Regions from separate parts of the Mus musculus genome. Here regions 2 and 3 are each linked to region 1. The links are chromatin loops, found by intact Hi-C in ENCODE. Cell type or tissue: left cerebral cortex. All regions are shown on one strand. Links, peaks and the distances in the headings refer to the core of each region. The heading gives the core; the rest is flanking DNA.

Region 1 (7,612 bases), core at 1,072-6,071:
TCAATTTAGACTTGGTGTAGAAGCTGTATGAGGCTGTGAATACCAGTTCACTTCCAGCTCCAATATACTGATGCATGTCCTTGTTAGGCTCCTATATTTTCCAAGGAGCTTGGCTCTGGGTTTAATTGGAAACTACAAAAGGTTCTTTAGATTAAGCTTAAAAGTACAGAAAGTAGAGCTTATGGATTCTAAATAACTTAAGATACGTAACACTAAGAAAATTCTAGCCGGGTGTGGTGGTGCATGCCTTTAATCCCAGCACTCAGGAGGCAGAAGCAGGCAGATTTCTGAGTTTGAGGCTAGCCTGGCCTACAGAGTGAGTTCCAGGACAGCCAGGGCTTTACAGAGAAAACCTGTCTCAAAAAATTAAAAAAACAAAAAAACCAAAAAAAAAAACCTCCCTCAAGGCTGGAGAGATGGCTCAGGGATTAAGAACACTGTCTACTCTTTCAGGTGACCCAGGTTCAATTGCTAGTACCCACACAGGGCCCCAGACATCTATAACTCCAGTTCTAAGGCATCTGGAACCCTCCTCTGGCCTCCTTGAGCACCAGGCCCATGTGTGCATAGACATAGCAAAACAACGCGTACCCAGAAATAAAACTAAATCTTCTTAAAAAAGAATACCTCCCCCATAAAGTTGCCAAGAGTAAACAAATTCATACATATTCAGAACAGTGTCTGACCCATTGTGTATACTTTGTAAGTCTGCCAACACCTCGTGCGCCACTACGCCCGGCTGATGGAGGTATTCTTATAATAAATTCAGAAACACAGAGACACACAGATTTAGTATTTTGTCCTAAAGTTACTTAGCTAATTAATAACAGAGCCATGTTTTAACTTTGACAGTGACTAAAGATAGAATGCTGCTGTAAGAGAGAGAGACCCAGTGTTTTGGGGGTCTACCTCTGCTATATGGATGGGCAGTGGTGGTGCATGCCTTTAATCCCAGAACTGGGGAGGCAGAGGCAGAGGCAGGTGGAGCTCTGTGAGTTCAAGGCTAGCCTGATCAAAGAGTTCCAGGCCACACAAAGAAACCCTGTCTTTAAAACCAGACCAAACTTAAACAAACAAACAGAAAAATCACAACAACTCTGAAAATCTAACACCTCTGAACTCAGAATATTGGCTGGGAGTGTTGGCATATACCTATAAAGTTAGCACTTGGAAGGCTGAGGCCAAGTGCTAAATTCAAGGTAAGTCTGGGATACATAGCAACATCCTGTCTCAAAAATGTAAAATGAGTAAGAATGTTGTACTAAAATCCTTAGGGCCCAAATAGCTCTGAAACTCACCAGTTCTCTGAGAAGTCTTACTGTTACTCTGTAGCAGACCCCATTTCCCGAGTAGTACCGTGACAGTACACCACACACTCAGTGAAAATCAGATTCTTCTCTTTTTCTTTCTTTTGTTTTTTGAGACAGGGTTTCTCTGTGTAGCCCTGTCTGTCCTGGAACTCACTCTGTAAACCAGGCTGGCCTCGAACTTAGAAATCCGCCTGCCTTTGCCTCCTGAGTGCTGGGATTAAAGGTGTGCACCATCACTGCCTAGCAGATTCTTTTTAATATTTGGGGTTTAAAGATGGTCCATGGGCAAAGGCGCCTGCTAACTAAGCCAAGATGCCCAGGCCCTAAGGAGGGAGCTTTTATTAGCTGTCTTCTGCCTCCCATGGCACATATCTGCTGTTGCACTTGTTCTGGCCTCCACAAAACAAAACAAAACAAAACAATATCACCAAAATGTTAAAAAGTTGTATGTTTCCTAAGTCCATATACTTTAGTATAGTTTCAGAGCACATACAAATTTTTTGTTTCAGAAAATATCCCCAGTACCTGTAGAGGTTAATATCTGCAAATGATTTGCTATTATTGATGGCAAATACACAGAGGAACCCTTCGCCTGTCCTCATGTACTGGTCTCTCATGGCACTGTACTCCTCTTGTCCAGCTGTGTCCAGTATGTCCAGCAGGCAGGTCTCACCATCAATCACCACTTGCTTTCGGTAAGAATCCTGGGAATATGAAAGAGTGAGGAGGTGGTGGTGGGGGGGACAAGGACAGGCTCAATCTTTATTTAAAACCAGAGAAATGTAATTAACCAGGATGAATACGCCTACCTATGTGATTTACCCTCAACCCGCTAACAGTAGCATGAATAGCAAACAAACATACACATACATAATCACACGCATGCATGCACACATGACATAAGGGCAGGTGAATTTATATCTGTGAGTTCAAGTCTCAGGCCAGCCAGGGTAGTGCAGTGAGACCCTGTTTCAAAAAAAAACAAAACAAAAACAAAACCAGCCTGAGTTATGAGGTTAAGACAAAAACAAAAAACAAACAAACAATAACAACAACAACAACAAAAACAAAAAACCAAAGAAAACAAAACCACTAATAAAAAATAACAAAACCAGAAACATCTAGTATGGATTTATGGCCAAATTCTTATTTTTATTATATAATAGTCCAAACTTAGAAGACCTTATCTGTGGTTTTGGAAATGTGCTTATATTTTGTTTCATGAATATATTAAAATGTAACCTGTGTAGACATCTGAATTTAACTAACATTCCTGTGTGTTAGAACAGGTTTACACATGAAAAAAATATTTGGTTTTTGTAAACAGGGCCTCAGTAAGTAGTTCAGGCAAGCCTAGAAATTGAAACCTCCTCCCTCAGCCTCTTGAATGCTTACAAATTGGACTTATACATACCTGCACCATTAATCCCAGGGAAGTGATAGAAATTTAACGTCATATAGAAATATGAGACTTGTAAGGATTTAGGTGATTTTCCTCAATATCCGTAACTAAATTGTGAAGAAATTCCTAGATACAATGACTCAAAATCTCAACTTGTTTCTACCCCAACTCAATCTGGACTAGATCAAAAATGACAACTTCAGACTATCCAGAGCTCTGAGTTCTCTATCCTCACTGTATGATCGCCTACAATCTTTTTCCTTGTGACCTACGTTTCTATTAAAGAGCTGTGACATAAAGAAACAATGAAAACTGTGTTCTTTTAAAAGGAAATCCTCAGTAAGCACGAACTTGTTTACTGCTTTTTTGGAATACCTCCTTGCTTTCTCTTCTCTTTACTTTCAAAGAGCCGTTATGGGCAAGAGAAAGCCCAAAGTGAGGATAAGGGCCAGGCAGGGGCTGGGCCTCACCTCTATGGTGGGATCATATTCATCCACAAAGTGGTTCTGGATTAGCTGGATCGTCAAGGCGCTTTTCCCAACACCACCTGCTCCAACCACCACCAGTTTGTACTCAGTCATTTCACACCAGCAAAAACCTGTAGAAAAGCAGCAATTACGATTAAACTGGCAAACCAAACCTACAATACTTCAAGGGCTTCTATGAGTTTACCAAACTCTTCTGTTTCTAAGGCACCCATTCGATACACGTGGCCTTCCACTAAGTTCTCAAAGTGATTCAGAAACATAGCATTCCTTGCAGATGAGTGCGGGCCAGATTATTGGATTAAAGACCAGCGACTATTTTTTCAATCTACTCGGCCCCGCCCTCAGTTTACGGGAAAAGAACCCCCCTCTTCCAATTCCTGCAAACCCAAGCTCTGGGGTCCGCCTGGCACAACCACTTCCCGAAACTCCCCTTTCCGGCTCCGAAAATCACCCCAGAGCCAGCCAGAGTCCCCCACCCAAGCCTTTGTTTCAGCTCGCCAAGTCTCCGCGTCTCCCCGCCCCGCCAGGCGTTCACACGCTGAGAAGTCCGACGCCAGGCAGGCCGGAGCTTTACCTCAAACTCCGCAGACCCCGCCTCGGGAGGCTTTTGGACTTCAACCTGAGAAGCTGTTGGAGACCCCGAAACCGCCATGAACAGCCCCCGCCAGGGAGCGGCACTTCCGGCCCCACCCGCTACGTAATCACTAGGCGCCCAAGGCGCCCCAGTCCCCGCCCCAGCCACGTGGGCCGACGACTAGAGTCTTGCAGCCGGCCGCACCCAGTCCAGCCCCGCCCCGCCCCCATTTCAATAATGAAAGCGCTAGGTGCTAGTGTCTCAAAAATCAGTAAAACTTTATTCGCTTCCATTCTTTCGCCATTAACATAAAACCGGAGAAAGCAAAAATGTTTTGTGTTTACAAAGATAAACGGCCTCTTTACCCAGAGTTCAAAACCTCAAATGACAACGGGGAAGATGAAAGCGCCCTCCCCGACAACCCCTGAGCTGACCCTTGTCATTGTTAGACAAAAAGCCTTCACTCCACTTGCCAGGGACCCTGTTTGGGGCCAATTCAAGATGAAGGCCGAGAAATCAGGCCAATCCGTTCCCGTGATACAAAGTTGAACAGAAGCTACACCAAGGATCAAGTGCCTGTATTGAACAGGGCACTGGAACCACGGGGCTATTTATTAAAAAAAACAGGATTCATTTCAGGCACAACTTTTTTATTATTATTATTTTTTTGTTCATTTTGTTTTTAAATCAGTAAAAGAAACTGGGTCCTAGAAGCTGCAGTGATCTAAGCAGCAGCAATTTTGTGCATTCGTCTTTTGTTTAAATATGTTTAAATTATCACACTGCTGGCACACTTCATTTGCATGAAATTCTGCACCACACATACTAATTGTAGTAAAGTTATTTACCCCCCCCATCCCAGGAAGAAAAAAAAAAAAAAACTACTCGGGAAGATAATTTTCACTGAAATGTAATCAAACTTCGTTAAGTGGATTGTGACAAGATTATAAATGATATGAAAATAACATTTTAACATTTGGCCATCAACTTAAGAATATCGTTTGCTATATAAATTTTTGCAATTTTTAAAGGTAATATATTCTACCTTCATATGGTCCTCAGAATTAAAGCATAATGAACAGGGAAAAAATAGGAAAAGAATGCAGCTGAGTGTTAAGTCATGAAGGTAGAGTATATACTGACTAGAGTGCAGAATTTCATAGGGCCAACAAAGTAACAGTCTGCATTGTTCACTTACACAGGCCAAGTGGAATTTGCAATTACCAGTTGCGTTAAATGCACCAAATAAAGCTCCTAAATTGACACTATAAGGCGCCACCTTTAAGTTTTCCAGGCTGCAACTGTGCATAATTTTAAAATGGTTTCTTAAATTTATTTATTTTTTTCTTTAAACATAACACGAGGAAGGTGTTAAAACTGGTGTAATAGCTCAATAGAATAAGTATTCCAGATTTTGGGAGGGATGAAGAGAAAGATATTCAGAACCCTTCACCAGAATCCCCCCAACTCGACCATAGTGAATTAATGATGTGCTTTGTGGACGTGGTTAGTCAATGACACCAGCTTGACGGATCTTTCTTTCTGCACCAAATCCCTATGAAGAAATATAACAGTTAATGATTTGAGTGTATTGACAATCACAACATACAATTCTAAAATCAACTATGAAAGTATTTATCATATCCACTACCAATTCTCTCCTAAGAGTAAGAAACTTATTAAATAGAATATACCAAGAAATGCACTTCTTGGTGTAATCAGTTATCCTACCATGGGCAAAGCAGAGAGTGGGGAGTTCAAGGCCACTCTAATCTACATATGAGACCCTATCTCAAAACGGAAAGAAGTGCTTCTTATAGAAAGCATCTACTCTATTAGGGTCTGAATTAATGTGTTAGGGAGTCCAAATTAGTGATAAGCAACCCTTGCTTGCTTCACTAACTTCTTTAAGCTCAAGTAAGATTATTAGTTGACCTCCCTCACATCCCTAATGAAATCATACCATTGAGTTATCTGGTCCCCTTGGCTGACGAAGAACCATTAGACGTGGAGCACTGGCATCATCCAGGGTGATGTTCTTTAGGCGATTGACCAACCGGTCAGGTCGAGGAGCTGCAACAGCTTTGGGGCCTTCACTGTAAGAGTGAAAGTGAGAAGAACCAACAATTGCTGGGAAGAAGGCAAGCAGTTGTATGTTCCCTACCCAAATGACTCACTTTTAATGAGGGAGACTCTTCTTGCCTCATCTTAGCTAGCAAGACAAGACAGACAAGTTTATATATACTTCCCAGCTCAGAGTTTCAACAGCATTGGAGCTATAAAGAATCCTAGACTTGTCAACAGAGAGACTAATTCCAGATACACAAAACAAGGTAAAAGATGTTAAAAAAAAAAAATCTTGAAAAAAAGCCAAATATGAAGAAATAGGTCTAGATTCCTATCTCTTAAAGGAACAATGTTGAGATTAAAAACCTAATAGCATAAGTTAGAATGACTAAGGTATAAAACTGAGACCTATCTCAAACATTTCAGCAGCACAAAGTCTAAAAGTGAGTAGACAGAAAGAGCGAGCCAATAAGCTAAACTCTTAAGTACAAGGATCATATAACCGTTTAGTATTTAAGCTACAGCACACACAGTGCTAACGCATCATAGTACCTAAGTGTTTCTCAGGTCAGGGTTATAGGACTCAAAGCCAGACAATAAATACCAGAGATAGAAAAATAGATATGGTGGCACATGGCAGCAAGCTGAAAGTAAGGTAAGTCACGGATATAAAACTGAGACCTATCTCAAACAAAGCAATGACTAGCAGAAAAAGACAAAATTAGATAGAGATAGAAGTGTAAAATAGTTCCTACTAAACCCAGCCAGAGGAGAGTGGCAAAGAAAGCACAGAATGCATGAATGAGTGAGGGATGAACTCAGAGCAGTTATTTCCAACCATAATAAACCATAGAAACTCACCAGACTCGCCAGACATTACAGGCACTGCACTTCCCAGTGCGCTGATTAAGGATCACTGAGAATTCCACCTCATCTCCTGCCTGTAGCTCAACGCCATCCTGAACTTCTTTCACATGGAAAAAGAGCTTCTTGCTATCTCCTACTTCATAGTTAATAAAGCCAAACTGGAAAAAGAGCACACACAAAACAAAATTTACAATGGAGAACACATACCACAGAAAGGAAGAGCAATTCACTTTGAAAGATAATGCTAACCCTAATTAGAAAGGACTTAGAAAACATGGCATTACTAATGATGAGCTAAATTCAGCTGGTGTATGATAGAATTCATCAGGAAAGTCATACCTCTGAAACAACTGCCATTCATTCTATTCTAAGCATGACTAAGACAATCCCCACCAAGTGACATTATTAATAATCACACTTATTTTCTCCTCACTAATGTTGTTACTTTATCCCTTGTCCCAAAGCAATAAAGTCTAAAAAACTGAGACATCCATGAAAGTTTAAATGCCAGTACTCAAGAGGGTGAATTCCAGATCAGCCAAAACAGCATAGAGAAACCATGTCTTAAAAATAAACAAGTAAGCAAGCAAGCAAGCAAGTAAATATTGGCTGATGACTTTCCCTGACCAAGTTCAGGACAGACTGCACATCCAGAGACATAGCACTTAATTACCTGATCTTTCACACACTCCACAGTAGCCCTACGAAGGGGTGTGATGTTGTAGGCCATAGTTTGTGCATTTTGGCCAAGTACACACAACTGGAACTTGACACTCTCCCCTTTCTGTAGGCAATCCCCTTTGTTGGCCATCCCAACTATGCCAAAAGGATACACTTCACCTTTCATATCCCCTGTAAGCAAAACAGTACAAAATCTAAATATACACACTAGAAATACATTTTG
Region 2 (7,612 bases), core at 1,131-6,130, 690 kb before region 1:
CTGCTGTCCTCTAAGAGAAGACTGAATTCCAGGCAGCTAGGAAGTGGGTCTGATAGCCCACACCCACAGTGACACACCTACACCTACAGGGTCACACCTTCAAATAGTGCCACTCCCTGGGCTGAGCATATACAATCCATCACAGGGACTAACTGGGAGAGGGAAGAGAACTGCCTGCCGGGAGTCCGGAGGAGCAGGACACTAGGAAAGGGAATGAATGAGACCAAGTGTCATGGCATGACTGAGGGTGCTATGATGAAACCCACTGCTCTGTAGACAAACTTGAAACCCTTAATTTTGAAAAAAGAGAAAGAGAAGCTTGGTGTCAATGTGGGAATAAACCAGGATCCAGGCTTCTCAGAGCATTTTATATAGAAGCAGGTAGCCTTTTTATCTTTTTACTTAAGTTACTTATTGATTGTGACTTTTGTTTGTTTGGTTTCTGACAGAGTCGGAGCAAGCGGAAGGAAATGAGGGTCTGGGGGAAACTGAGAGCTCCCCGGGAGGCCAGGAGAGCGGTAGCGGTGTAAGCCAGGGAGAGACCACAGGGGGAGCGCAGGAGCAGATTCACAATCCGTAAATGCAAATTTAGCCTAATTTACCAAATTATTTTCTATATATACCTCATAGGAGTAGATTCTATATTTTGGGTTGTCACAAACTGATCATCTATAGACTGTAGCAAATTAGCTATCCCTCTTCTCACCCTTTCTAAAGTAAGTTCTGTGGGAACAATTTTCAAATGTAAGAGTCCGAGATTCTCTGCCGATTCTCAGATGATACTGAGATAAAATAATAAAAGAACTTTTGAGTTCTTTACAGAACAAAATGTAAACTGAGACAGTACGGGAAATGTGGGAGAACTCACTTTGGTATAATTTGATAAATGTAAGCTTGGGAGTTGAGGGGGGGGGCGTGGATCTTCCAGTTTAAGAAGTCTAGATAACCTGAGCGCCTATAGAACAGATTTAAAGTGTTTGGATGAGAAGGGGTTTATAATAAAGTGGTAATGATGATACCTGAAGTCCATTATCATATGTGCCAGACAGTCCTTTACAGGTATCAGTTTATCCTTATGTATGGCTCTAGGAGGTGGGTCATGTCAACCCATTTTATAAATGACAAAACCTGCTTATGCCAAAAGGCCAAAAGTAATATAGTAATTTATGGTTGAACCATTAGAACCTAGGCAATGGGGTTATCGTCACGTATGTATTGAAATACTCCATACTGCCTTTTAGGATTAGTTGTATAAAGTTGCTGGTTACCCACCAACCTCAGCCATGAGCTGATTTTGTCCAACAGTCCGTGACTTCAGAGTATTCGCTCTTCTATATTCTTTTACAAAATGGCTTCACTTAAGAGTATCAGGCAGTGTTTACCTTCTTTTCACATTTCTGTAGTTCTCTATATTTAAAGTACTAAATTCAGAAAAATAAAACAAAAATAACTCCTGTTCTCTTAGGTCAGGATTCCAGGACAAATGAATGCCCTTTGGTAGTCTTGTTTTTATTTGTGGTAGAAAGAAGCAGCTAGTTGTAACTTAGCCACACTGCTGAGCAAATGCAGCAGTCTGGCATTCATAGGTCATTTCTGCAAATTCCTTTCCACACTTCTCCAGCTGAGCAGTGTGGTATCCATGTGCTCGGTTGTAGCTAGTCTGTAATCCTGTCCCCGTTTATTTTACCACTCTGGGAGCCATAGATAAGCTACTACAGTGAGCATTCCTCCTCCCAGTGTCTGCTTCATAAGTGCCTATAAGTTTTGGGAAGCTAATATACAATACCGTCCCAGAGTCAGTCATTGTCCAAAGACTGTAGACAAGAGTTTTGAATGGGTTAGCTTTCCTATTGGATAATAGTGCCACAGGCTGCATGGCTGACAACTTTTACATTTTAGTATCTTCAAATTTAATATCTTTAAATTTTAATTATCTCCAAAAGTTTTAAATCAGATTTTACTATTCCGTTTTTGAACTTGTCTAGAATACATTTTTTTTTTTAATCATAAAGTACTAACAGAAAATTGAAGGACTGACTGGAAATAGCAGTATTACGCTCATGTGGCACTCTATAGGAATGCTCAGAGTAGGCCAGGAAGAGTGGCACACACCTGTAGTCTCAGCATTTGGAAGACCAAAACAGGAAGATCGCAGAGTCGTACCAGTTGGGGCTCTGCTAGAGTGAGGGAAGAGACAGAACGGGAGTAGGATTGCCCATAGCTTAGGAGTCTTCTAATTAACATGCCGTGTCTTCACTTAGCAGAATTGCAGGCATTAGCAGACAGGAGGGAGGCTGGACAGAAATGTGAAGTCTGGTGAGAGGGCTGGCAGGAGGGTAGGAACATAGAAATCTTCCTGGGCTCTATAGACTTGACCAGATGAACTGTGTGGGGCCCTTTCCCCCAGAGCAAGACAATGCCATTTACAGGAAGTGTTGTTTATGCTAGAAGCACAATCAGGTGAGATAAGTAAGACAGCGCTGGTATTCGAGTGATGCTCAGTTCTCTGTTCTTGATAGATTTCACTGTGAAAGCTCGCTCTTCCTCACCCATTCCCCTAGTGAACTGCAAGGTAAATGTGACTTAAGAGTGGAGGTTGTCTGGCTTTTGCTTGTACTGATAATGGGGATGAAATAAGTATTTTAACAGTAAGAGTTTATATTCCCTTAAGCCAGCCTTCCCTGCATTAAATGCCTTCCACTAATTTAACTTGAAGGGAATAGCCTCCTTTTCTTAACTGTGGTATCTTTTGTGAGTGGAAAGGCTTTGTCTTAACTGTCTAGAATTAAACCTGAGCAGTGAAGAAAACACACAGTAATGACCCAGCATCTGTTCAGACCCAGCAGAGACGTTTCACTGTCATGTTTTCTTCACCAGCTGGACTACAAGCAACAACAAAGCATTCTGGATTCCCTGTGAGGATGGATAATGCTGTGCCAATTGTACCCCAGGCGCCTGCTGCTCAGCCGCTGCAGATCCAGTCAGGAGTACTCACACAGGTAAAAGCCGGAGCAGCACTATTGAGAAACAAATATTTTGTCCTGAAAAAAAAAAAAAAAGTGGTATTTGCTTTGACTATAAGATCTTTCTTGCTCATGATTCAGACGTCTTAAAATGAAATATCTCTAAGAAAGCAGAATATTTATTCCTGTCCTTTACAACTCTCCCATTGTCTCTTTAGACTTGTAGAGATGGCGCTCTGTACATTGAGAAATGTCATGAGAGTACAGAGTTTTCCAGATGATCGAGAAACTGAGGTCATAGACAAAATCATGAAGGATGTGTATAGTATACAACATTACACTTTGAATTCCATGTGTAAATGTTTGTGCTCCACAACAAACCAGAAATTCTGAAATCCAAAAACTTATTTTGTGAGTAGAAGGAAGATTTCTTCATAAGTGAAATGCCTGTGTTCTATAGGATGTTCTGAATCTGGTTCAAGACCTAGACCTATAGCTTATACCTAAGATTCCTATATCTCTTTTTACCTGATATCATTGACTTTTGGCGTAGTGGGCTAAAGCCACTCACGGCTGAAAAGGAAAGGTTGTGTTTGGCATGTGCGTTTAGGTGGTAGGAAATTAGCTCATTGTCAGTTATAACTTGGGGGGATGCAAACCCGTCTGAACCCAGATAACCTGCCTCGGTGTTCATTCACTCACCTGCCTGATCTACATTTCAGGGAAGCTGTACACCACTAATGGTAGCAACTCTCCACCCTCAAGTAGCCACCATCACGCCGCAGTATGCGGTGCCCTTTACCCTGAGCTGCGCAGCAGGCCGGCCGGCGCTGGTTGAACAGACTGCTGCTGTACTGGTAATTCCCTCACTTGATTGTGTTACTAACGGAGTTTCTTTGGTTTCTTTCTTTTTTTATTTTTTCCTGTTTGTTTTTGTTCTGTTCTTCTGGTTTTCTCATTCAAAAAACAAAACCAAAAAACCTAGCTTAGTCTTTGCAGAGGGCATGGAAGCATGTGCCATCTTGTGGCTGTGTCCTTGCTACATCTTTAATGTCTCATTGTTTCCTCCCCAACATTTGCTGAAGCACTGTTTGACTCTGAGGATCTGTGAGGTTCTTCTTTGCAAGCCTGGTGTGGTTAAAGCTCTCTGTGTAGCCGCAGGCAAGCTTCAGCACTCCACCTGTTTTCTACCCTCTCTTACCCTGGTCTTATGAGATGGGAGCAAATGAACAGCCTTCCATGTGGCCCTGCCACAGGAATCCAGATGCCAAAACTTGAACTCCCTGTCAAGCTAGCTGCTCCTTTTTGTTATTGTAATCTCCTAATACTTTCGTGTGTATGGAAATGTTTAAAATGGCCTTAACGTATGGCTTTCTCATCCCGTGAACTTCCTTCTGTGACTGTCTGAAGATAGTGCTTTTGCCATTCATGATCAGTGGCACCTTTCATCTTCCATGTAAGGGTGTTCCCATTAAATACACTTAGAGCATTCTGCTCATCAGAAATTAAAAGTGGACCTATTTGTAGGGATTGTTCTGACAAATTATGTTACAAATAAATTGCAGTACAAAGATGGAAATATGGCTGACAAACTTGCAAGCACAGTATCTTTGTTTAGAAGTCCCAAGGAGAGAGTCAGCTCAGATAGCTGAGTGGTGGGTGTGTCCAGCTCAGAGATGGAAACAAGACAGCTGGCTTTGCAGTGTATTCTAGGATTTGTAACCTCCAGAGTGATTTAGGCTGTGTTTTGTTTTGGTTTATTTTGGTGAATTAGAATTATCTCAAATCCAGCATTTCATTATTTGACATTTAAAATTAGGTAAGCCCCTGCAAACCTAAATGATACTTTTGAATCTCCTGGTATTTATCTTTCGCAGTGGATTTAAATTTCTGTTACCTCTCAAGTGTTCATGAATGGAAACGCTTTCTGAAACATACTTGCATGGAGCTTGTTTGGTTTGCAGTTGTGTCACCTGTGGGTTGTTTCTCATAAGCATCAAACCTGAGTGCCAGGGAGTCAGACACAATTCCAGCCCACCTTTTAATTTGCTCACTTATAATAGTTTTGAGATTGGAAATGTCAGTTGACCTTTCACCTTTGCTGCTCTTCTTAAGTTTGCTCTAGCCATTTGTTAAGCTTTGCATATTTTTGTTCTTCCTCTGTCAAAACAGTTCGTCGCTTGGAACGCCAGATTTCTGCCTCCCATTGGAATGTTATTTCTTGCTCTGTATTAAACTACACGCTTTGTCTTGCGCAGGTGTTGGCTTATGGAAAGACGCATGGTGTGACTTAACATCTCTTATTTTCTGTTCTGTTCTGTTTTGTTTTAAATTCTGCCTATGGTAGCAGACGTGTTTGCAGTTTCTCTGCTCAGAAGGCTTCTTGTTTGGAACCAGTATTTGTAACAAGTGGATCTGTTACTTGCAGAAATATTTTTGAAACTGTTTTGATGGGCTTGCAATTTGAAATTCATGAAACAGAGCCATATGGTACCCTAGTAGGTGAATTGCACCACGGAACTCAGATTTAAAAAGGAAACTTGCTGTTATATGTGTTTTCAGAAAGTGCCAGTTTCTATATGAAGTACAGAAAATGAATTTTTTACTCAGTCTATCCTAAGCACCATCATTGTCTCTTAAAAACTAGAAGTACTCTATTTTCCTATAGTGATTAGTTTGGTGTTAAAATTCTACTAATGATACATAAAACATATGTTTTGAGCAACCTTTAAAAACAATGTGGTGCTTTAAAAATTATTTAGAAAAATTTTTGTTCATTGACTTAATTTTTAATTCTATCATATAGCTAAAAGTAATGTTTTTAGCTGTCTTTTGCTGATATCAGCTTATTTACCAAAGCATTTAGTATTTGGTCATCCATGTCTGCTATATTTTATTGGTTGAATTGATCTGTTGTCTTACCTGATTGGCATTCAAATTTTAGAATTTCTGTTTTCTAAGCCAGTCTTCATTGGCTTTTGTGAAAAGAATATTATTTCACTAGGGTTTCCTTGAGCCTCCAGGTTCCTTTTCTTGACAGCACAGAGACCCATACCTGCAGGGACCTTTGTTTCTTAGTACCCTGCTTGCGGGTCAGGTTCTGCTGGTCGCCAAAGCATGCCAGCAGCCCCTTTCCCTTTCACTGCTCTGGCAGCCACCAGTAAGCCCTCTGCATTGCCTCTCTCTCTTTTTTAATCTCTGCAAGTTAACAATCTACAAACATTTTTTTTTTAAGATACAACTTTTTCTTTCATCTGAAAAACAAAATAAAAAGCTACGAATGAGTCAAGTCTGGATCTTTTATGTGTTTCCTTGCAGCAAGCCTGGCCTGGAGGAACCCAACAAATTCTCCTGCCTTCAGCCTGGCAGCAGCTGCCCGGGGTAGCTCTGCACAACTCTGTCCAGCCTGCTGCAGTGATTCCAGAGGCCATGGGGAGCAGCCAACAGCTAGCTGACTGGAGGCAAGCACAAGCTACCCGCCCTCTCCCTCTGCACATGAGTGGTGGGAGCCTAGAAAGGAGGAGTACTTGGTATGAAGAGGCTAGGAAGAAAGGAAATTTATTATGTTTGAAGGCCTTTGAGAAAATGAATCATCATTCTAGAAAAAGAGTCATAAGAAAAATAGCAGATATTTTTGAAATATAAGGTTCTGTGATCAGGAATCATGAACTTCATATGTAAACAGGCCTTACCTGATTGGAAAGGACACAGTGAGATCTTAAAGCCTTACAATCCCAGCGCCTGACTGTAAAAAGTAAAACATAGCGGTGGTTAAATGGCTTTAATACCCATTTGGTCCAGCATGTTAGTGGTTCAGGGAGTCACTCTTCTGTTTCTTTATGTTGGTACAGGAATGCCCACTCTCATGGCAACCAGTACAGCACTATTATGCAGCAGCCATCTTTGCTGACCAACCATGTGACCTTGGCCACTGCTCAGCCTCTGAATGTTGGTGTTGCCCATGTTGTCAGACAACAACAGTCTAGTTCCCTCCCTTCAAAGAAGAATAAGCAGTCTGCTCCAGTTTCATCCAAGTAAGTCTATGTTAGGTCCTGCGCTTAACATGGAGAGTTACGTGGTCTGGCATTGGTTGTCATAGTATAGGTATTTTAGTATGAAGTAGCAAGTACCTGCCAAGTTGAGCATGAGCTGATCTTTTCATTTGGGCCGCGTGTTCTCGATATAATCATCTTTTGTGTCTCCTGTCACTTTAGGTCCAGGCCACTTTTATAATGTTTTAATTTTTGTTGTATTTACTATTTGTGTGATGTGAAGTAAAGTGAGTGATTTTTGTGTGGTTGTGTGTGTGTGTGTGTGTGTGTGTGTGTGTGTATGTGTGTGTGTGTGGTGAATATGCCTTGGCAGATATATGTAGGTCAGAGGGCAATGTCCAAGAGTCAGTTCTCTCCTACCATATTAGTCCCTGGGATTGAACTCAGGCTATCAGGTTAGGGTGGGAAGCACTGAGCCTTCTGGCTAGAAATGTTTTCATTTTCCTTCCTACTTTTTATAGAGTAAAACGTAACCTGGGGACAGAGGTGCATAAACATACAAATTTTTATCTTTGGAAATATGTTCTTATTGGAATAGTAGCCAGAATCATTAGGTTTTTTATTAGAACTTTTATAGTTAAATGTATTATTGATTAG
Region 3 (7,612 bases), core at 1,131-6,130, 320 kb before region 1:
ATTAAATGTTGTCCTTTATGAGACTTGCATTGGAAAAAAAAAAAAAAAAGCCAGACGTGGTGGTGCACGCCTTTAATCCTAGCACTGGGGAGGCAGAGGCAGGTGAATTTCTGAGTTCGAGGCCAGCTTGGTCTACAAAGTGAGTTCCAGGACAGCCAGGGCTATACAGAGAAACCCTGTCTCGAAAAAAAAAAAAAAGAGAGAGTTGCCTTGGTGATTGTGTCTGTTTACAGCAGTAAACACCAACTAAGACACTGTAAGACCCTGGAGAGAGGTTTGGGGAGGAGACAGTTTGCCCATCAGAGTGAGGCTCTTTGCTCTAGGCAGCTGCTCAGTTCTAGAATCACAAATAAAGTCAGTAAAGATGTGCAACAGAGCCGGGCATGGTGGCGCATGCCTTTAATCCCAGCACTCGGGAGGCAGAGGCAGGTGGATTTCTGAGTTCGAGGCCAGCCTAGTCTTCAAAGTGAGCTCCAGGACAGCCAGGGCTACACAGAGAAACCCTGTCTCGAAAAACCAAACAAACAAACAAACAAAAAAAAGATGTGCAACAGTGGGTAATCGGGTGCTGCTCCCTGGGGAAGGACTTGCCTAGTTTATATAAGGCCTTTTGGGAGAGCCTCAGTAACAAAAAAAAAAAAAAATGTTTTGTTTTTTGTTTTTTCCCAGATCTAAGTCTGTCAAGATGTGATTTGTCACCAAGCAGAGGCTCACAGTCTAACTCAGGACTCAAACACCCCAAGCCCTGGAACCAGACCCAGGAACAGTGGCTCTCCTTCCGAACCAGCCAAGCCTCTAGCTCACTCCTAAGCAAAGGGCTTGTCATGAAGTTATCTCTGCTCTGTTCTGCAAACTCAGAATTCTCTTATCATCCTCTGCCCTGTCCGACAGCCTCAGCCCCTCCAGTTTGTTTCCTTTACATTGCAGCTTCCTGAGACCCCTCAGACACCTCCCAGTCTTGTCCTGCAGCCACGTGACCCTTTAGTTACAGTCCCATGAGACTTGATTTTTTTTTCCCCCTCATACTTTAAAACTAAATGGCTGTCTTAAGTCAACAGCAGAGTCAAACAGGGTGCCCCAACTAAGCCAGGTTTGTTTGGGCATGAGGGAAAGGTGCCACCCTAGTAGCAGGCTGAACAAGTCATGGGGAGCAAGCCAGTAAGCTGCACTCCCCCATGGCCTCTGCTTCAGCTCCTGCCTCCAGGTTCCTACCTTGAGTTTCTTCCCTGGCTTCCCTGGATGATGGACAGCAGCTGGAAGATGAAGTGAGTGCCTTCATTCCTTAGTTGTCTTTGGTCACTGTTTTATCACAGCAAATAGTAACCCAATCAAGACACATGAATTAGCGCCTCTGGGCAACAAGGGAAAGTTTCAGTCTTATTGATAAAATTAATTTCTCCCAGGGCTGGAGCGTTTAAGAGCTTGCTTTCTCTGTTATGAAGATTGAAGTCATAGTTCAGTTCCCACACCCATCAGGTGGCTCACAAATACCCGTTATTCAAGCTCCAAGGGATCTGACATTCTGTCCTGGCCTCCATGGGTGCTGGCGCACACATGTACATAACACTCACACGCACACATAAAAAAAAAAATTAGGTAAGCCAGGCAGTGGTGATGGCTGCCTTTAATCCCAGCTCTTAGGAGGCAGAGGCAGACAGATCTCTGTGAGTGTGAGGTCAGCCTGGTCTACCAATCGAGTTTCAGGACATCCAGGGCTACATGGAGAAACCTTATCTCGAAAAACAAAACACAACAACAATTCAATAAAAATAATTAGCGGATCCTCCTTCCTTCTGGTTTTTGAAGGGGCTCCAGAGCTCTAGCAGAGGTCTCAATGCTGGTAAAAGGAGAGACTCTTGCTAGTGTTATGCTCCGATTCCGAGGGAAACGGGGGGGGGGGGGGTGTCAGGAGTGCAGAGTCAACTGCAAGTGGGCATGAAAGTCTTTTTCTTGAAAATGAGAAAATGAGTCAGACTCGGATCGCAAACCTTCCCACAGAGTAAGATGGAGTGTGACACACACACACACAATCTCGGGTGTCTTAACCCTTACATACATCGTAGTCAGAAATCCCTTGAATGGTTAGGGTGAAGAGGAGGGAAGGCAGGTGAGATAAATCATAACTCAGACTCGATACCATTGGTAAGGCAGAACCTCGAGGCTGAGGGGGGATTAAAGATTGTCTTTTGTGGGGCTATCAGGGACTAGTTTTATGGCCGGCCATAACTGTGTGTGACCTCTGATTACCTCTCCTTTTGTCAAGGATAGGCACCAGCTGCAGCTGGTTATCAGTGCTGGCCTTGGTGCCACAGAAGCTGAGGAGTTTTTGTCATTTGTCTTACTCCGGCTGGCACCTGCGGCTCCTTGAGTCTTCTCGGAGCAGCCGGGAAGGTGGGAAGACCCCCCCCCCCGAATTTGCTGCAAGGCCGGGGGAGGGGGGTGGCAGGAGGGAAAGCAGAGCTTCAGAGGGAAAATGCGGAGGCAAGCCACAGAAGCAAGCCTCATCGAGCTGTGGGTAAGGGGGGGAGGGGACCTAAAGGGGAAGAGGGACTTCCACAGGAAGGTACAGAAACAAACCACCTGTGCATCTCACTAGAATGTTCCACCAGAGTGCCTCCATCATCACGCCCACCAAAGCACTCCTTGCTGTGCAGCCTCCTGGCCATCAACGTCACTGGCCCTAGGTTTTGAACCAGGATGTCCGCCCAGCAAAGCTTCAGTGGGTACAAAATAAATCTGTTCAAAGCCTTGCTGTGGGGCGACTTCACATAGCACGCAAGAGCACACACACAAACATGCACATACACACACTACACACATACACACACCACATACTGTACATGATGTACACAGATACCACACACACAATGCATTCAAGCACACAGATACATACTACACACACTCTCACACACACACATACATACATACACACACACATACACACTCTCGTTCTCCAAATACACTACCCTGTGAATTAGAATTCCTGTCTGTAAAGGAATTCCTTACACAATGGAACGCTACTCAGTTATTTAAAAAAACAAAAAAAAACAACAAAAAACAAGGACATCTTCTGGGGAACGCCAGGGCCAAAAAGGGGGAGTGGGTGGGTATGGGGGACTTTTGGTATAGCATTGGAAATGTAAATGAGCTAAATACCTAATAAAAATGGAAAAAAATAAACAAGGACATCATGAAATTTGCAGACAAATGGATGGAACTAGAAAATATCATCCTGAGTGAGGTAAGCCAGGCCCCAAAGGACATGCATGGTATGTACTCACTTATAAGTGGGATATTCGTCATAAAGTACAGAATAACCATGCTATATCCCAAAGAACCCAAATAACAAGGAGGGCACAAGGGTAGCTGGTTAAATCTTTCTCAGAAGGCAAAATAAAAGAGATATCAGTGGTAGGTGGAGGGACCTGAGTAGGAGAGGGGTCTGTTTAAGGGCCATGGCTGCTCCAGTCTTCCTCCACTCATCTGAAACAGAAGGTGACCAGTGGAACAGCCGTCCAATGTCAACTGCTCACCAAGGGACTCATCATCACAGCCTCCTGTAACAGCTCCCTCACCCTGTCTTACATTTTTCATCGTATATGTATGAATAGTTTGCCTACATTATGAAAGTGCACTGGGTATGTGCCTGGTACCTACAGAATCCAGTAGAGGGCGCCAGATCCCCCCCGAAATGGAGCTGCCATATAGATGCTGGGAACTGAACCTCCCTCCGTTTCTGCAAGAGCATCAAGCTCTCTTAACCACTGAGCCATCTCTCCAGGCAACAGCTGGTTCTTACCCAGAATTCCCGTGGGCTCAGACTCCTAAACCAACCCCTTGCATGTCATATTGTGTCAAGGAGAACGCTACTGTTGTCCCCATTTCTCAGACAAGCGCATTCAGACGCCAGGTGGTTGTTACAGAACAGATGCTCATTTCTCTATTAAAGGAAGATCTAGCCTAAAAGCAGGCAAATGGATGTACGGATCTTCTAACAAGCAAGAGGGAACCCTTGCCCATACCATGAGGGAGCACAAAAAGCAGATGCAACCTCCATGGCTGCAAGGAGGCAGCAATGGCATTGTAGGGGCTACACGATGTGTTGGAGTGGATTAGCCTGGGGTGCACACATGGGAAGCCCACACCAGGCTGGCCCAGCTTTTGGGGTAGCTACTTCTTCCCTCAGTGTAGGAAGGTTTGGAGGAACAAATGTCACAGAAGGTTGTGTGCAGCCACACAAGGCATGATGGTAGCGCAGCACATTGAGCAGCTACAGCAGTAGTAGCCAATGGCCTCTAACCCCGGTCAGGAGAGCTGGAGTGTATGAGTCTGGCTCAACACCACTTTGGAGTATCACTCCAATCCCAGGACATGTCATTAAGTTGCTATGGTGGTGGGGATGGAACCTTGTGCGTGCTAGACAAGCACTCTGCTAACCAAGCTGAATTCCTAGCTGCTTCCCTTAAATCCATCCCTGCCCTTTTAAAGGCAGGGTCTCAGTTGGCACGGAGGCGAGGCAGGTGGATCCCTGTGAGTTTGAGGCCAACCTGATCTATATATCAAGTTTTAAGACAGCCAGGGCTACACAGAGAAACCCTGCCTCAAAGGGAGGGAGAGAGAGAGAGAGAGAGAGAGAGAGAGAGAGAGAGAGAGAGAGAGAGAGGAGAGAAGAAGAAGAAGAAGAAGAAGAAGAAGAAGAAGAAGAAGAAGAAGAAGAAGAAGAAGAAGAAGAAGAAGAAGAAGAAGAAGAGGAGGAGGAGGAGGAGGAGGAGGAGGAGGAGGAGGAGGAGGAGGAGGAGGAGGAGGAGGAGGAGGAGGAGGAGGAGGAGGGAAGAGAGGAGAGGAGAGGAGAGGAGAGGAGAGAGAAGAGAAGAGAAGAGAAGAGAAGAGAAGAGAAGAGAAGAGAAGAGAAGAAAAGAGAAGAAAAGAGAAGAAAAGAAAAAAGAAAAGAAGACGGTGTGTCATGTACCTGGCTTGCTTTGAACTCCCCGGGTAGCTAAGAATGGCCTTGAACTTCCAATCCTCCTACCTTACAGTGCTTGATCCTGGGTGTGTACCACCTACCTACAAAGGTACTACTACAGAGCCTGCTACACAATCTCTACATCAGATGCCCACTGTCATGCCATGTATTACTGAGAAAAGGCAAATGTGTGACCAATTAAGCTGTCATAAGCCAGTAGCTATTAAGAAATACCTGGGCCACAGGTGGTGGTGCCAACCTTTAATCCCAGCACTGAGGAGGCAGAGGCTGTGGGACTGAGGCTGTAGTGACTCATTTTTAAGCCCAAAAGACCACCAAGGAGCCAGCATGGATGCAATCACATTAGGATCTCTTTATTACAAACTCGTGTTTGGACTTACTCACTACCGTCCTGTGGGTCGACCCACAGGACGGTTTGGTGAAGCGGCCCTGAACTCTCAACGGGACAAGGTTTTATAGAAAATGGAGGCAAGTGAGGGGGTGTCCAACCTGGAAAGCATCTAACTGAATGACTATTGTAAAGGGACAGGTGGGTGATCTGAAGCAGGACTGTATGCAATCGGCCTGAAAGTACATCTGAAACAATCAGACTAATTGTTGGTTAACTGTTGCTAGGAAGTAGCTAGGGAGTCACTCTGGCCAAGGACAAGCTATGGGCCTCCCTGGTGCTTGAGTGCAGCTTGGGTTCAGCTATGGGTCAAGTTCTCAGGTTTTATATCTTCTTTTTCTTTTAAGATGGAGGCTGGTTCAAGATGGAGTAGATTTTGCCTCTCAAGACCAGTGTGGGATACACAGTGAATGATGCGAAGAACTAGAGTGAGACACTGTCTCTAAAAGCAAACAGAAAAGAGGTAGCCCCTACTGAAAAATGTTACATCGAATAGCAATGTATCATGGTGATGAGGTTACTGCACATAACACCAGGAGAAGTCTCCAAGAGCGTACACTGTGATGTGTAACCCAGAACAAAGCAATATCCCTTTTTGTCTGCAGTGCTGAGGACGAAACATACTTCCGAATGTCAGTGAAGGGCTCAACTCTAGCTCTCAGCCACCTCCTCAGGCCCTCCATAAACCACACACTGACTGAACCATATTCACAGGTGAGACCCAGGCAAATGTCCTACTACACCTGTACATACACCTCAAGTCCTAAGCAATGTCTCTTGACAGTGACATCCATAAATGTGAAATACTATACAGCATTAAAAAGGAAAGACAATAGGTATGCTGAGTCTCTCTCTCTCTCTCTCTCTCTCTCTCTCCCTCTCTCTCTCTCTCTCTCTCCCTCTCTCTCTCTCTTTCTCTCTGGTTTTTTGAGACAGGGTTTCTCAGTATAGCCCTGGCTGTCCTGGAACTCACTTTGTAGACTAGGCTGGCCTCGAACTCAGAAATCCGCCTGCCTCTGCCTCCCCAGTGCTGGGATTAAAGGCGTGTGCTACCACGCCTGGCGAGCCCCACTCTCAAATATCATGCTGTATAAGGGCAGTTTACACAACATAGTGATATCTTGCAGGGTTTGTTTATGTAAATTCAAAGCCTGGGCCCTGCTAGATGCCTGTATTTTAGTTGCTCTTAATTCCATGCAAATATGTTTTGTGCATTTTTTTACATGTGCAATAAATCTCAACATTTTCCTAAGCCCTGTGATCTCTGGGCCTTGACAATCCCAAAAGACAGTTTAATAAGAACTGGGGATCTGGGTGTGGTGGCATACACCTTTAGCCCCTGCACTCAGAATGAAAGCAGCCTGGGTCACAGGCTACATCTCTCCCAACCCCCCAAACAAAGAGTAAAAGCAAGGGATAGCCAGGATGGCGGAGCCTATGATCCCAGCACACGAGGTAAAGGCAGAAAGGTAGAGAGTTCAAGGTTGTTCTTGGCTCCAAGGAGTTTCAAGTTAGCCTGGCTTAGGCTGTGGCTGTAGCTCAGGACAGAAGAGTAGAACTATCTCAAACTGTCTCCTGACGAGCACAACAGACATCTGCCAAGGACTGTGCCTAGGATTCTACACGTGGTAATCTCCTCCTTCCAGCCTGCAGGATTATCACCTCCACCTCACAGCAGGGAGAACAGGCTGGGGCTGGAGAGATGACTCGGTGGTGAAGAGCACTGGCTGCTCCTCTAGACGACCACGGTTCAATCTCAGCACCCACACGGCAGCTCAAAACTGTCTCTAAGACCAGTTCTCGAGGATCTGAAATCTTCACGCTGACAAACACGGAAACAAAACACCAATGCACATAAAAATAAATAAATCTTTATAAAAGAAAAACCGAAGCTGTAGCACATCAGAATGGGTGTGTGCGCAAGGGTCTTACCGAGGTCTCCAGGCCATACTCCTAATTCAGGAGGCCCAACTAAGGAAGAGAATAGACAGCCTTGCACAGGCTCCAGTGCCCCCCACCACCTCCTCAGTAGAGCCCAGCTGTTTGTGCCTGTTACCAACTCTCTCCCTGTACTTCTCAAGACCCAAACCATACCCCAGAAAGGACAATAAGGGTAGTGGGCAGAAGGGGCCTTGTTGGGAAGCCTGGAAGTCAGTTTCTCCTGTTTGCCTTTGGAACAAAATGTAGAACTCTCAGCTCCTCCAGCACCATGCCTGCCTGGATGCTGCCATGCTTCCTGC

The links. Peaks named below come from ENCODE experiments on the same cell type or tissue, not always from the same donor. Only the 100,000 strongest peaks of a DNase experiment are listed, where the experiment ranks them.
Region 2: it touches region 1 in a loop (2.5-fold over the local background); 2 of 42 quality-filtered maps call a loop at or near these places.
Region 3: a loop joins it to region 1, with 2.2 times the contacts of the local background. A loop is called at or near these places in 3 of 42 quality-filtered maps.

What each region holds. Positions count from the first base shown.
Region 1 is chr3:103,054,603-103,062,214 of GRCm38, reverse strand. It overlaps Csde1 (cold shock domain containing E1, RNA binding), which reads right to left. Exons shown (of 19, transcript NM_001161854.2): 16 at 7,382-7,560; 17 at 6,703-6,866; 18 at 5,738-5,870; 19 at 4,029-5,329. The coding sequence ends at 5,282. It overlaps Nras (neuroblastoma ras oncogene), which reads right to left and starts at 3,930. Exons shown (of 7, transcript NM_010937.2): 1 at 3,775-3,930; 2 at 3,183-3,310; 3 at 1,836-2,014. The coding sequence starts at 3,293. In left cerebral cortex, for the core only: a CTCF peak has its summit at 3,844; a DNase peak (open chromatin) is centred at 3,911; H3K4me3 peaks cover 1,496 bases; H3K27ac peaks cover 707 bases.
Region 2 is chr3:103,749,588-103,757,199 of GRCm38, reverse strand. It overlaps Hipk1 (homeodomain interacting protein kinase 1), which reads left to right. Exons shown (of 16, transcript NM_010432.2): 9 at 2,878-2,999; 10 at 3,686-3,820; 11 at 6,282-6,424; 12 at 6,815-6,997. Among named protein-coding and RNA genes, the nearest start is that of Olfml3, 15 kb to the right of the region's middle. In left cerebral cortex, for the core only: a CTCF peak has its summit at 3,986 (motif pointing left); a DNase peak (open chromatin) is centred at 5,417.
Region 3 is chr3:103,370,316-103,377,927 of GRCm38, reverse strand. No RefSeq gene overlaps it. Among named protein-coding and RNA genes, the nearest start is that of Gm25869, 53 kb to the left of the region's middle. In left cerebral cortex, for the core only: a CTCF peak has its summit at 3,670 (motif pointing right); a DNase peak (open chromatin) is centred at 3,699.